Regions from separate parts of the Homo sapiens genome. Here region 2 is linked to region 1. A link is a loop called in an ENCODE intact Hi-C map of the cell type or tissue named here. Cell type or tissue: ascending aorta. All regions are shown on one strand.

Evidence for each region. Hi-C counts contacts between places; a loop is a spot of excess contacts. Peaks named below come from ENCODE experiments on the same cell type or tissue, not always from the same donor. Only the 100,000 strongest peaks of a DNase experiment are listed, where the experiment ranks them.
Region 2: it touches region 1 in a loop (3-fold over the local background); 37 of 110 quality-filtered maps call a loop at or near these places.

The regions. Positions count from the first base shown.
Region 1 is chr10:67,763,238-67,765,737 of GRCh38, reverse strand. It overlaps TRS-TGA1-1 (tRNA-Ser (anticodon TGA) 1-1), which reads right to left and starts at 1,235; the gene lies at 1,154-1,235. It also overlaps a transcript of CTNNA3 not described here. RefSeq lists enhancers at 1,338-1,587, 1,691-1,860, 1,973-2,267 and a cis regulatory region at 1,775. In ascending aorta, no CTCF peak of the experiment used is centred here; DNase peaks (open chromatin) are centred at 643, 1,247, 1,567 and 2,077; H3K4me3 peaks cover 2,301 bases; H3K27ac peaks cover 1,890 bases.
Region 2 is chr10:67,665,143-67,667,642 of GRCh38, reverse strand. The region is part of intron 1 of CTNNA3 (catenin alpha 3); the gene reads left to right. Among named protein-coding and RNA genes, the nearest start is that of CTNNA3, 30 kb to the left of the region's middle. In ascending aorta, a CTCF peak has its summit at 1,025 (motif pointing left); no DNase peak of the experiment used is centred here; H3K27ac peaks cover 532 bases.

The DNA of each region.
Region 1 (2,500 bases):
CCAAAGACTAACCTCACAATTTTCTTATTTAAAACATAATACTGGGTCCATGTACAAATTTTAGAAAACCCAGTTAAGGAAAAAATTATTTAAGAAAATAAAAATCTTCCCAAATCACACCACCCAGGGATAATAATCCCTGCTAACACTTTGGTGTATTTCTTTCCAGCCTCCATTCATTCTCCATCTCTCTCTTTCTCTCCCATTCTTCCCACATAGATGGGTATATACATGAGTTGCTTAACAAAAATATGATCATAGTATGATGTGCTGTTTTTTGATCTGTCCTTTTTGCATTTGGCAATGCATTGGGAAGGCCCTCACACATCATTAACATCATTTTTTTTTTTTTTTTTTTTTTGAGACGGAGTCTCGCTCTGTGGCCCAGGTGGAAGTGCAGTGGCGCAATCTCGGCTCACTGCAAGCTCCGCCTCCCGGGTTCACGCCATTCTCCTGCCTCAGCCTCCTGAGTAGCTGGGACTACAGGCGCCCGCCATCACGCCCGGCTAATTTTTTTGTATTTTTAGTAGAGACGGGGTTTCACCGTGTTAGCCAGGATGGTCTCGATCTCATGACCTCGTGATCCGCCCGCCTCGGCCTCCCAAAGTGCTGGGATTACAAGCGTGAGCCACCGCGCCCGGCCATTAACATCATTTTAATGCTTACATGCATAGTGTTCCATTATGTGGATGTATCTAAGATGCTTTATAAGTAGAACTTTAAAATTGCTTTTATTATTTCCCATTTCATACCACTTTTGGATGTGGTCTGGAAACCGTCGGAAGTGATTCTGGGATGGAAGGGAAGGTGGCATAGCTTTTTCTTAGTTTTAGTGAGCTGATAGCTTGCTCAGGCTGTGATAGCCCGAAAACTTGCGTCAATATTTATATTCATTTTATTTCTATTTTGCCACCTTGCTCTTCTCATGGAGCACGAAGAGTTACCTTGCCTTTTAGGACAGTGGAAGGATTTTCCTCTTGGTGTAAACAGTACATGTTTGCAGCACTGACATTTATTCGCTTTTCTACAGCGTATAAAACCACTCCGTAGGCGCGCCATTTAGCTGACAGGCATTGAAAATACAGAGAAGAGTAAAAGTTTTCATTTGAAGGTGTTTATTTAAAAAAATAGAAAAAATAAGAGCACCCGCTTCCGCAGCGAGCAGGGTTCGAACCTGCGCGGGGAGACCCCATTGGATTTCAAGTCCAACGCCTTAACCACTCGGCCATCGCTGCCACGAGAATATTCGACAGGCGGAGACACTTTAGTGTAACAACCACTGCGCTCATGCCAGGCCCGCGAAAGGGCGGAGCGCGCACCCTCTGAGCTCCGCTCCGTGCGAAGCGGCGGGGCTGAGGGCTCAGGGTGCGGCAACTACAGGGTAGACGCGAAGAAATAATAGAAACCACCCTAAATAGAGGTACATTCAGAACTTAGAAACTCTCCCCTTCGCTGTGCTCCGAAAATCGCAACCTTGCCTGGCTTCTGGTCGCTGACCTGGTTTTCGCCCTCGCGCTTATTAGGTCTACGAGAGGGCCGTGAAACAAAAAGATCTGTTCTGTTACGTGCTGCGAGCCCGCGCTCCCGAAAATTTGGCATTTCTGCGAGAGAAGCGTCTTCCGCGGCGTTTCCCGCCAAGACTGGGGGCGTCGCCTTCAGAACACTTTCTTCTGTGCATTGAGGCAGGAAGTGTGAGGTGTCGGGATGCTGCCTGTGGGCTCGTCCCTTCCCCCCCCCCGCCCGCCCCCTCGGGCTTCTGCCCAAGCAGCCGTCTCCCATTTTTTAAATCCCCAGTGATCCCTTCATTGCCGAGCTCAACTGGGAGATGTCAGGCTGCAAGTGTGCTCTCTGCTCTCTCAGGAGAGGGGTGGCCGCGGACGTGGTCTGAGAACCAAGTTCTGCGCATTAGTCTGCATTCAATACCTTTAAATGCCATTAATGCCTTCTGGTGTTCTGTGTGGCTTCTGCCCTAGGTGCTTTACCCGCGTTATTTCGTTAAAGCCCTGAGAACCGAGGTCTGTTCTGTCTTAGCCCACCTGACGGCACTGAGGCCTGGGGTTGTGCCGCGGGTGGGCCTGGCTGATCCCAGAGCGCATGCGCAGCCCTTGTCACGTAGCGCCACAGAAGCGCCAACTTCTGTCGATGGGCAATTTGAGAAAAGTAACAGAAGGCCTTTTACTAGTTGAAGTTTCTAGGAGTGTTCATGGAAACCCCACTGCCCTTCTCATAATGGTACATTTCATAATAAGGCAGGAAGGCAACTCGACCTTTGGAAGCCTCTATGTTGTGACTCCACTTGATAAGGTGTGTAACTTTTCTTGAGACCTTCCATACCATTTCTCGAAACCAAATTATGGTGCTGAGTGTCTACACCCATTTAATTGTGGAAGAGAGCAGAATATTTGAGACTTGTAAGGATAAATTTTGTCTGAGATTGTTCTTTTAGGAATTTTTTTTTTTTTTTAAATTTTGGCAGAGCTACAGGAGGGATCCCATTTTC
Region 2 (2,500 bases), 98 kb after region 1:
AGAAATAGAATTCCCCTTTAAAGGAAAATAACCTATAATTTTTTATTTTGAATGACAATTGAGGAAGAGAATTAACATTTATTTTCTCTTTGGAAAATTTAGTACTTTAGCATAGAGGATGTGCCATTAGTGGCAAATCTGAGAGCAGGAAAAAGAGATTGCTCTTTGAAATTGCTTTTTCACTTTTGCCATAGTTAACTTAGTTAACTTGATGTTTGTGATATAATTGCATCAAAGAAACAGAAAATTTTTTATCTTCAGCCAAGATAAATTTGTGGAAGTTAATGATTTTAGCTAATTAGATAGTAAAATTTTTATTTTTAGAATAAATCAGGCAAATTGCTGTCCATGTCTTTCCACACTAAGTGAGTGTTAAGTTGTGAAATAAAGAACCTATAAATTGTAAGGGAACTTTGTTAGTCATAATACCGCATGTTTATGAGAAATATATTAATGCTGTAATAACAGGAAGTATATCTTTAAAATTAGTCTGTGGCTTCTAATATATAATGAAAATTTAGCAAATATTAAACAGGGAGTTAAAGAGGTTACAAATGTCATATAATTTTGAAGAGAGATTTTATCCTGTAATTTAGTTCTGTTTTCTTCAGGATTTGTTTTCGATTTTCTAATGGAGCTTAGAATCTTTATGTAAGATTGTTGTTCATTTGTTTGTCCCAGAAAAATTTAGGATTGTGGGAAGTCTTTCTGATGATTGAACCCAATTCTGCTTCTTCTTGGTAATTCTGCCACTTCTTGGTCTTCTAGTGCTTTTTTTCAGAGGATGCAGCTGTTGGAGCAGATAGAGGAGGAAATAATGGTAGTGTGATACAGATGAGAAGCATTAATCTGGGCTCTAAAAGTCAAATTTATATGGGCAAAATAAAATGGGATATTTCTAAGCACATTTACTAAGGAAAGTTGAGATGATGTGTCCCAGTTCCTAGCTGAAGTATAAAAATACATGTCATTGGGTGCAATATGTGGGCTTTCAGAATCTAATAATACCCTCTGCTGGCTAAATGAGGAATTGTGTTTAAAAATGAGTGACTTGGCTTTTTTGTTTGTTTGTTTTTAAAATATGGATGATTGCTCTATTATAAAAGGATTGAGCAGTGCAGAGTATTGTGAAATAATATAGGAAAAAATTGTAAATGTGAAGAATGAAGCCAATATGTTACTAAAATGTTTTCTAAAGTGAAATTAATGTAGAAATATCTATAAGTAGAATTTCTGAATCTTTTGGTCTATATTTTAATCATGAAGTAGGTCATAGGGAAGGAATGCAGTAGGGGGAAAATACGTGAATCTCTGGCCCCTATCCTCAATAACAATTCAGATTAATTCAAGATATTTAAATTACCTTCATTAGTTATTCCTAAATTACTGTTGTAAGAGCTATTGACAAATATATGAAGGTGAGATAAGAACTGCTTTTCTCACCCCACCACTGGACACTACCTGGGTAACGGGATCAATTATACCCTAAATGTCAGCATCATGTAGTATACCCATATAACAAACCTGTACAAGTACTTCCTGAATCTAAAATAAAAGTTGATATTATAAGGAAAAGAAAGAATGGCTTTTCTGTGGATAGCCTGATTTAATTTCTGTTAAAAATAACAGGCATATTCTTAAGTAACCTGAAAGCTTGATCGCTTCAGGGAAGTATCATATAACATGCCTGTTTTATATTTTTTCTTTCTACTTTTACAAATTCTCAAAAATTCTACTTTGGGATTTACAGTGTTTTGGGTACATAATGACCATGCAAGTTGTATTTAGAAGTTGATAGTGGGTAATGTATTATTATTTCATTGTAAATCTGAAAAATAGAATTTCAGGTCTGATTCTGCTGTTTGATGTTACCCTTCACTGGCATGTTGCTTTAAGAGCACCCATCCCCCCTTCTTGCTTGGGCCACTGTGTCCTGTCAGTCATCCTGAAATACACTAGGGTGCTTGTCAGGCTGTTTGCTTACAGATGCATCATAAGCCAAATTGTGAGCCATGATAGTGGCACTGAATTTCTAAATACAAGAAATTGCTTAGACAATTGGTTTAGTATCTGTATATGGGCAATACTCTGTCCTGCAGTAGGTGAGTGGAGTGTCAAACTTTTAAAAATCAAACTTTGCTATAAGGCAAATCCTAGTAATTATAGATTATCTGTTGCTCGGTTAGATAACTTTGGGGGAAATGAAAGGACATTATTTCTATAAAATGGGATGAATAGAAACTATTATGTTGTGCAATTTTTACTTTTATAACTAATTTTCGTTTTAGTAACACTAAACTCTAGACTATTTTATGAAAGCTCCAATTTTAAATGTCTACTTTTCCGAGTATATTAGCAGGCATTTCAGATTTAGATAAAAATGTGGTTCTCTTACACATTTTTTCTTTCACAACTCAGGCAGATTCAATTGAGCAGAGGCTCGAGTCTGCTGTTTATTAGTGGTTTTAAAAATAGCACTAAAACAGATTCTCATGTGCCA